Linked DNA regions of Homo sapiens: region 1 is linked to region 2. Evidence: read pairs that join two places in POLR2A ChIA-PET (ENCODE). Cell type or tissue: PC-9. All regions are shown on one strand. Each heading gives the region's core, and the rest is flanking DNA. Links, peaks and the distances in the headings are about the cores only.

Region 1 (4,388 bases), core at 242-4,241, 890 kb after region 2:
TCAGGAATGTAGTGCCCCAAGCCCAGGGTGGAAGGAGCGCACCCAGCCTGTGGTGGGACAGTGACGAGTGGGCTTCAAGCCTTCTCCATTTCCCCTCCCCGGTGCCACCCCTCTTTGAGGTGGCGTCTGTGTTGCTGTGGCATGCACAGCACCCTCATTATTTCTCTCTCTCTTTTCTCTCCCCTCCCTCTGGCACTTTCTCTTGTTTTTCTCTGCATGGTTTCTGTATTATTAGTCCTGAGGTAAGAACTGGCCGAGTGCCTTGTCTACAGCCCCTTTTCCTCCTTTGCTGTCTGTCCTGCCCACCCAGGCCCTTTGCACCTTCTTGTCTGGAGAGCATCAGGAGGGTCGGGTCGGGGCGTTCCTCTGCTGGCTGTGTGCAGCCGGCTCCACCTTCAGGCTCTCCTTGCCCTTTCCCACCCAGGTTTCTGTGCCCAGGTGTCTTCTCCGTTCTTGTCTCTCCCCAGGCGGAGGGCCTGCAGCGAAGGCCCATGTGGGTGGGGCACCTCCTCTTCTTCCCGACCCAAGCCTCACCTCTTGTCCCCTGTGCAGTGTGGAGGTCATCCGTCTGGGCCACAGCTACTTCATCAACTGGGATAAGAAGATGTTCTGCATGAAGAAGCGGACGCCTGCAGAAGCCCGCACCACCACCCTAAACGAGGAGCTGGGCCAGGTGGAGTACATCTTCTCCGACAAGACGGGCACCCTCACCCAGAACATCATGGTTTTCAACAAGTGCTCCATCAATGGCCACAGCTATGGTATGGTGGCACCACTGGGGACTGGGGGCTTGCACCTCGCCTGGAAGGACAGTGGAACTGGGGCCCCACAGTTTCCTTAACATTGGTTTTTTCTTCCTTCCTAGTTGGGTCTGAGGGGCCTAGAAGAAAGGGTCCATCCTGGCCAGGCACGGTGGCTCATGCCTATAGTCATAGCACTTTGGGAGGCTGAGGTGGGAGGATTGCTCGAGCCCAGGAATGCGAGACCAGCCTGGGCAACATAGTGAGACCACATCCCTACAAAAAATTTAAAAATTAGCCAGGTATGGTGGCATGCACCTGTGGTCTCAGCTGGCCAGTGACTCAGGAGGCTGAGATGGGAGGATCACTTGAGCCTGGGAGGTCAAGGCTGCAGTGAGCCATGATCTTCCACTGCACTCCAGCCTGGGCGACAGAATGAGGCCCTGTCTCTCGAGAAAAATCCACACACAAAGAAGAGGTCCATTCTGTGTCCCATGTCAAGAAGCAGATCCTGGCTGGGCGCAGTGGATCACCTGAGGTCAAGTGTTCGAGACCAGCTTGGCCAACATGGTGAAACTCCGTCTCTACTAAAAATACAAAAAATAGCTGGGCGTGGTGGCAGGTGCCTGTTTTCCCAGCTACTCGGGGGGCTGAGGCAGGAGAATTGCTTGAATCCAGGAGGTGGAGGTTACAGTGAGCCGAGTTTGCGCCATTGTACTCCAGCCTGGGCGACAAGAGTGAAAGTCTATCAAAAAAAAAAAAAAAATTAGATTCTGAGAGTCCTCCCCTTGTCCTCTCCTGATGCCCTGACCCTGGTCTCAGCTCCAGGAATTAGGGGAGCTCCTTGGCTGTTTGAAGTGAGACACTGGCCTCTGGGCATCCTGGCCAGGCGGAACCCTGCTAGACTCTCCCCTGTTGCTGCTCAGGGTCCTTGTGAGTCTGTGGAATGTGGCTGTGGTTGGACTTCCCAGTGTGGCCCGTGGCTGTGCTGCTGGGATGGCCTGGGGCAGCATGTGGGGCTGACTTTTATGCAGAGTGTGGACCCCTCTTGTGACTGCTTTCTGTACTGACTGATGCCTTTCGGTCAGTGTCTGAGCCTTGTCTGCTGCTCAGGTCTAATGGGTGCAAGGAGGCCTGGGAGGTGTGGAATTGGAGCTGCCCTGAGGGGGGTGCCGCCTAGGGTAGAGACAGGGATGGTGAGCAGTGGGTGCCGGGGCTCTTTCATGGCCAGGCCTTGGGGTTCTGGAATCTAGGGTGCCTGATGCCTCCTATCCCGCGAGTCAGCAATGTGACTGAGTGACTCACACTGTGACAGCTGCTCAGCGATTAGGGTTGAGGGGCTCAGTGCCTACGGGGATTCTGCATTGGAGATGTTTTTCCATGCTCTGGAGCTCTCTGGCTCTGACATTGCTTCTTTTTCTGCCCTGGCTGTATGTAGGTGATGTGTTTGACGTCCTGGGACACAAAGCTGAATTGGGAGAGGTAAGATTCAGTCTCCCTAATTCTATGTGCCAGTGAAACAGGGTGCCTGGCCAGTAACAGTGTAGTCAGGAGTGATGTGTTGTCTGGATAGGAAATGGAAGCTGCTTGGAGAAATGGGTGTTTTAAGGCAGAACTGGTGATGACGGAAGTGGAAATTTTGAGGTCCACCGTGGACAGGAGCCTACTGAGAGTTGGGAGGGCAGGGATGAACCCTTCCCCGGGATGCAGCCTGGCACTCTAGCCTTTCCTAAGAGCCTTCTTATGTGTTTCAGAGGCCTGAACCTGTTGACTTCTCCTTCAATCCTCTGGCTGACAAGAAGTTCTTATTTTGGGACCCCAGCCTGCTGGAGGCTGTCAAGATCGGGGACCCCCACACGCATGAGTTCTTCCGCCTCCTTTCCCTGTGTCATACTGTCATGTCAGAAGAAAAGAACGAAGGTGGGCCGAGGAGCCGGCTCGCACTCTCCTGACCTGACTCTGCCCTTGGGCTCTGCTCTGCTCTGCAATGCGGCTGGGCTGGGGCTTCCTGGGCGGGGCACGTGGCTGAGGGAAGCCACTTATATCACGTGTATTCTTCCTCCCCACCCAGGAGAGCTGTACTACAAAGCTCAGTCCCCAGATGAGGGGGCCCTGGTCACCGCAGCCAGGAACTTTGGTTTTGTTTTCCGCTCTCGCACCCCCAAAACAATCACCGTCCATGAGATGGGCACAGCCATCACCTACCAGCTGCTGGCCATCCTGGACTTCAACAACATCCGCAAGCGGATGTCGGTCATAGGTGAGGCCAGGCCTGGGGTGCTGGGGCGTTTGGGGACAGCATTCAGGCCTGGAATGGGTGAAGTGTGCCGGGTGACTCTTGATGTGTTTATGTTGGGGGTCTTTGCCTGTCTGAATTTTTCTGGCACTTTCTTCACCTGCCCCATTCATAGTGCGGAATCCAGAGGGGAAGATCCGACTCTACTGCAAAGGGGCTGACACTATCCTACTGGACAGACTGCACCACTCCACTCAAGAGCTGCTCAACACCACCATGGACCACCTTAATGTGGGTGTGAGGAGAGGAGGGGCCAGCCTGGGGGGTTCTACTCTTAGTGTGGGGGAGGCGACTTAAGTTTGTTTTATTGTGTAAATTTAAGGTCTACAACGTGATGTTTTGATGTGTATATATAGTGAAGTGATTACTACAGTCAGACAACTTAACACATCAGCCAGCTCCCATAGTTACCTCTTTTTATGTATGTGGTGACAGTCCCTAACTGTGGAATGTGGCACACACCCAGTCTACAGTGCAGGATTATTCATTGTCGCCCTCACGCTGTCCATTAGCTCTCCAGACTTACCCAGGTGTGCCTTTCCACTCTGCCTCCAGGAGTACGCAGGGGAAGGGCTGAGGACCCTGGTGCTGGCCTACAAGGATCTGGATGAAGAGTACTACGAGGAGTGGGCTGAGCGACGCCTCCAGGCCAGCCTGGCCCAGGACAGCCGGGAGGACAGGCTGGCTAGCATCTATGAGGAGGTTGAGAACAACATGATGGTACGGGCTGCGGGACGGGCCAAGGATGGGCACGGAGGGCTCATGCCTGCAATTCTTGTGCCAGGAATCCTTGTGGTATTTTCAGCTGCTGGGTGCAACGGCCATTGAGGACAAACTTCAGCAAGGGGTTCCAGAGACCATTGCCCTCCTGACACTGGCCAACATCAAGATTTGGGTGCTAACCGGAGACAAGCAAGGTGAGAGCCCAGCAGGGCAGAGCCAGTTGCAACTGACAGTAGCCCTGTTGGACCCTTGCATGGAGCCGAGGACATCAGGCAGGCAAGTGTGCTGACCTTGTTGGGTGCCTGTCCGTAGCTCCTGCGTTCTCTCTTGGTAGAGACGGCTGTGAACATCGGCTATTCCTGCAAGATGCTGACGGATGACATGACTGAGGTTTTCATAGTCACTGGCCATACTGTCCTGGAGGTGCGGGAGGAGCTCAGGTAAACAAGAAGCCCAGGGGAGGCGGTGCTGTGCGTTGTGCCCAGGGCTCAGGTGGGGGTTTCTGGACCATTTAGACTTGAATCCCTGCTCCCCACTGCCGTTCTGGAAGACCACAACCGTATCATTTCCACCTCGACAGGAAAGCCCGGGAGAAGATGATGGACTCATCCCGCTCCGTAGGCAACGGC
Region 2 (4,388 bases), core at 274-4,273:
TGAATATTTTGAATGTTAAACATTGAAAATGAAAATTTTTCATTTCAGGATATGGATGATTTTCTCTCCCTCCAGAGAATTTTCTTTAGCTTCTGGAAAGCAATTAGAGTAGCAGATTATTTAAATCCAATCTGGGATAGAGTTAATTCAAAACTGAATTTTAGGATTTATATTTCTGACCCATATACTTATTCCTAGGAGTAGCGCTTTAGGGGTTCTAACTGAAATCCTGAAATGTTTAGAAGGTACCTCTACCTTGGAAATACTCTGAGCTCTGATTTTTATCTCCTAAAGGCTCTGATTAGCTATTTAGGTTTTGAACAAAAATATTCTGATGGGCTGTACCTCTTATCCTGTACAACTTGTGAAAAGACGCATGCCGCAAGAGGAGAAAATTGGAGTGATCGACTCACCATTTGTTGCTTCTCTTTTATCTAAATTCTTGGCTTTTCAAGTTCTGGCTGTGTTGGAAGTCCTCAACACTAATTTTAATCTCACCAGCCCTGAATGACTATTAAAGTCACAAACAATCTTCTTTGTCTCTTAGAAGTTACTTTCTGTTTGGTTTTTAACTTCTTTGTTCAAACTACTTGACAACTGATAAATTTCTCAGGAAGAGAAGCAGCTTTAATGTTCAGTGCATTGATCGAGTCTTCTTTCTCTTGGATAACCAGAGCCTTCAAGTCCTGGTCACTTTGGTAGCTTTCTGTTGCTTCGAAGCAGATAATTTTCTGATTTTTATTCATATTTTTATATGTTTTATTGGGATAATTAGTCTGCAACAAAAATATTCCAAAGCCAGAAACAGACATATTGGCAGTAATGTTGAGCTATAGGACCTCTTGTTACTGTTGGTAAGAAAACAATAGTCAAGCCAAGAACACATAGAATCTGTGTCCCAGGTAGCCTATTTTTTGGAATATATATATACTCCAAAAAATATTCGCACAGATACATAAGGAAATATATATAATGATGTTCCTTATAGTATTGTTTGTGATGGTAAGGAGTGGGAGGCAATATGAGGGTCGGGAAGGTGTCCGTGGTGGAGTGGATAGGCAAAATACCGTGGCTGCACATTATAGAGTAAATGCAGCTCAGATGTTATAATTCTAACTGTGCATAGAGCAATGTGGATATGAGTTGGAGTTCCACTGTAAATTTCTTTAAAGTTACATTGTTGGATTGCATGAAATAAAGGCTCTCATGCTCTTCTATGTAATTCCCAAAGAAGCCGGTTGGTTCACATAAACTGCTTTAATTTAGTTTGAAACAGGGTAAAGAATAATAAAAGATTTAAAAAATACTTAAATAGAAAAATGAACCTAAGAAACCACTCTACTAGAAATTGAGTTTTAATATAAAATTGAAAATAATGGTAAATAAATGATGCTCCTAGTGAAAAGCAGTAATTATTTAATCCAGTAATATTGAGGCCAAAGAAAAGAGAGCACTGAAGCTTATCTGGTGCTGGTCAGAACTCTTGTAAAATACAAGTTACAAAAACAATAAAATATTACCTCACACTTAGTTAAATATATAGACATATGTATTCTCTATGATGCATCAACCCCTTTTCTGGGCATGAATACCAAAGAAACTACCTCACAGATCCATAAGGGGACATATACGAGTCTGCTGTCATGGTGTGGTTATAGTGACAATGTGGAAACAATCTGGTTGTTTATCAAACACATGGTCTTCTATGATTTTCTGCTCCTTTTCACATTGTTCCCTTTGCCCTCTTTTCTTCCTGGAAAGTTAAGATCACTCTTCAGGAGCCTACTGAAAAACCACCTGCGTGCGGGGGAATATAAGAGATTCCTGTAGAGAAGGTTGAATAAATGTCAGTCAGAAGAAAGCAACGAGAGGCAGGAGTGACGGCACAGTGAACTCAGCACCACGGACAGCTCACAACACTCTGGGTATATTTATGCGATATACACAAGTTACTGGACCAGCCTGCCCAACATGGTGAAACTCTGTCTCTACTAAAAATACAAAAAAATTAGCCGGGCGTGGTGGCAGACGCCTGTAGTCCCAGCTACTCGGGAGGCTGAGGCAGGAGAATGGCGTGAACCTGGGAGGCGGAGGTTGCAGTGAGCCAAGATCGCGCCACTGCACTCCAGCCTGGGCGACAGAGCAAGAGTCCGTCTCCAAAAATAAATAAATAAATAAATAACAAAAAAATTCAAAAAGTAGTCGGATGTGGTGGCGCACATCTGTAATCCCAACTACTCGGGAGGCTGAGGCAAGAGAATTGCTTGAACCCGGGAGGCAGAAGTTGCTGTGAGCCAAAATTGCTCCACTGCACTACAACCTGGGCGACAGAGTCAGACTTCGTCTGAAAAAAAAAAAAAAATTATTGGAATGTTTTAATATCAGAATTTCTTGGGACCATTTGGAATTCCAGAATCTCTTTCACATCAGCTGTCATGTGAGTGTGGGCATACAGCTGTCAATTATTCTTTCTCTTTAGTACCAATATAACGTACAGTAGCTACTAATCACCCTAAATCAAGTAAATTCTTGCTCTGGTATGTGTTAGAACAAAGGTTGAATTTTTCTTTTTTTTATGCTTTAAGTTTTAGGGTACATGTTCACAACGTGCAGGTTTGTTACATATCTATACATGTCCCATGTTGGTGTGCTGCACCCATTAACTCGTCATTTAACATTAGGTATATCACCTAATACTATCCCTCCCCCCTCCCCCCACCCCACAACAGGCCCCAGTGTGTGATGTTCCCCTTCCTGTGTCCATGTGTTCTCATTGTTCAATTCCCTCCTATGAGTGAGAACACGCGGTGTTTGGTTTTTTGTCCTTGCGATAGTTTGCTGAAAATGATGGTTTCCAGCTTCATCCATGTCCCTACAAAGGACATGAACTCATCCTTTTTTATGTCTGCATAGTATTACATGGTGTATATGTGCCACATTTTCTCAATCCAGTCTATCATTGTTGGACATTTGGATTGGTTCCAAGTCTTTGCTATTGTGAATAGTGCTGCAATAAACGTACGTGTGCATGTGTCTTTATAGCAGCATGTTTTATAATCCTTTGGGTATATACCCAGTAATGCGATGGCTGGGACAAATGGTATTTCTAGTTCTAGATCCCTGAGGAATCGCCACACTGACTTCCACAATGGTTGAACTAGTTTACAGTCCCACCAACAGTGTAAAAGTGTTCCTATTTCTCCACATCCTCTCCAGCATCTGTTGTTTCCTGACTTTTTAATGATCACCATTCTAACTGGTGTGAGATGGTATCTCATTGTAGTTTTGATTTGCATTTCTCTGATGGCCAGTGATGATGAGCATTTTTTCATGTGTCTGTTGGCTGCATAAATGTCGTCTTTTGAGAAGTGTCTGTTCATATCCTTTGCCCACTTTTTGATGGGGTTGTTTGTTTTTTTCTTGTAAATTTGTTTGAGTTCATTGTAGATTCTTGATATTAGCCCTTTGTCAGATGAGTAGATTGCAAAAATTTTCTCCCATTCTGTAGGCTGCCTGTTCAGTCTGATGGTAGTTTCTTTTGTTGTGCAGAAGCTCTTTAGTTTAATTAGATCCCATTTGTCAATTTTGGCTTTTGTTGCCTTTGCTTTTGCTGTTTTAGACATGAAGTCCTTGCCCATGCCTATGTCCTGAATGGTATTGCCTAGGTTTTCTTCTAGGGTTTTTATGGTTTTAGGTCTAACATTTAAGTCTTTAATCCATCTTGAATTAATTTTTGTATAAGGTGTAAGGAAGGGATCCAGCTTCAGCTTTCTACATATGGCTAGCCAGTTTTCCCAGCACCACTTATTAAATAGTGAATCCTTTCCCCATTTCTTGTTTTTGTCAGGTTTGTCAAAGATCAGATAGTTGTAGATATGCGGCATTATTTCTGAGGGCTCTGTTCTGTTCCATTGGTCTATATCTGTGTTTTGGTACCAGTACCATGCTGTTTTGGTCACTGCAGCCTTGTAGTATAGTTTTAAGTCAGGTAGCGTGATGCCTCCAACTTTGTTCTTTTGGCTTAGGAACAAAGGTTGAATTCTGATCAATATGACACTAATACCTGTGCCCTTAGGCCTTGCTCTAAAATGTCCTCCTTCCAATGCAGAATGACACATTGCCCCCACCCTATTCCTTGACATTCTTTTGAAAAAATATTGGATGAAATCAAACCAATTTTCTATCTGGTGCCTGTTTGGAGCTCTGGGCTGTGGTTGCGGAGATGGTCTGGCCCCCTCTCCTCTTTATATCCATCTGCTTCTGTTCTATAAGCCACCTTGGTGAGTTTGGAATAACACAGTTCTCTTGACAACCTGCCATAGCAAATCAGCAATATCTCAGGATTTGGGATCTTAACTAGGAACTGCATGCCACACATGTGTCCCTAC

Evidence for each region. Peaks named below come from ENCODE experiments on the same cell type or tissue, not always from the same donor. Only the 100,000 strongest peaks of a DNase experiment are listed, where the experiment ranks them.
Region 1: POLR2A ChIA-PET joins it to region 2 with 5 read pairs; 2 of 35 experiments call an interaction of 5 or more read pairs at or near these places.

The regions. Positions count from the first base shown.
Region 1 is chr1:154,340,302-154,344,689 of GRCh38, forward strand. ATP8B2 (ATPase phospholipid transporting 8B2) reads left to right here. Exons shown (of 28, transcript NM_001370597.1): 13 at 553-761; 14 at 2,179-2,222; 15 at 2,495-2,660; 16 at 2,812-3,000; 17 at 3,152-3,267; 18 at 3,592-3,756; 19 at 3,842-3,953; 20 at 4,094-4,199; 21 at 4,340-4,388. Among named protein-coding and RNA genes, the nearest start is that of ATP8B2, 17 kb to the left of the region's middle. In PC-9, for the core only: no CTCF peak of the experiment used is centred there; no DNase peak of the experiment used is centred there; H3K27me3 peaks cover 3,039 bases.
Region 2 is chr1:153,450,707-153,455,094 of GRCh38, forward strand. No RefSeq gene overlaps it. Among named protein-coding and RNA genes, the nearest start is that of S100A7, 7.8 kb to the right of the region's middle. In PC-9, for the core only: no CTCF peak of the experiment used is centred there; a DNase peak (open chromatin) is centred at 1,905; H3K27me3 peaks cover 943 bases.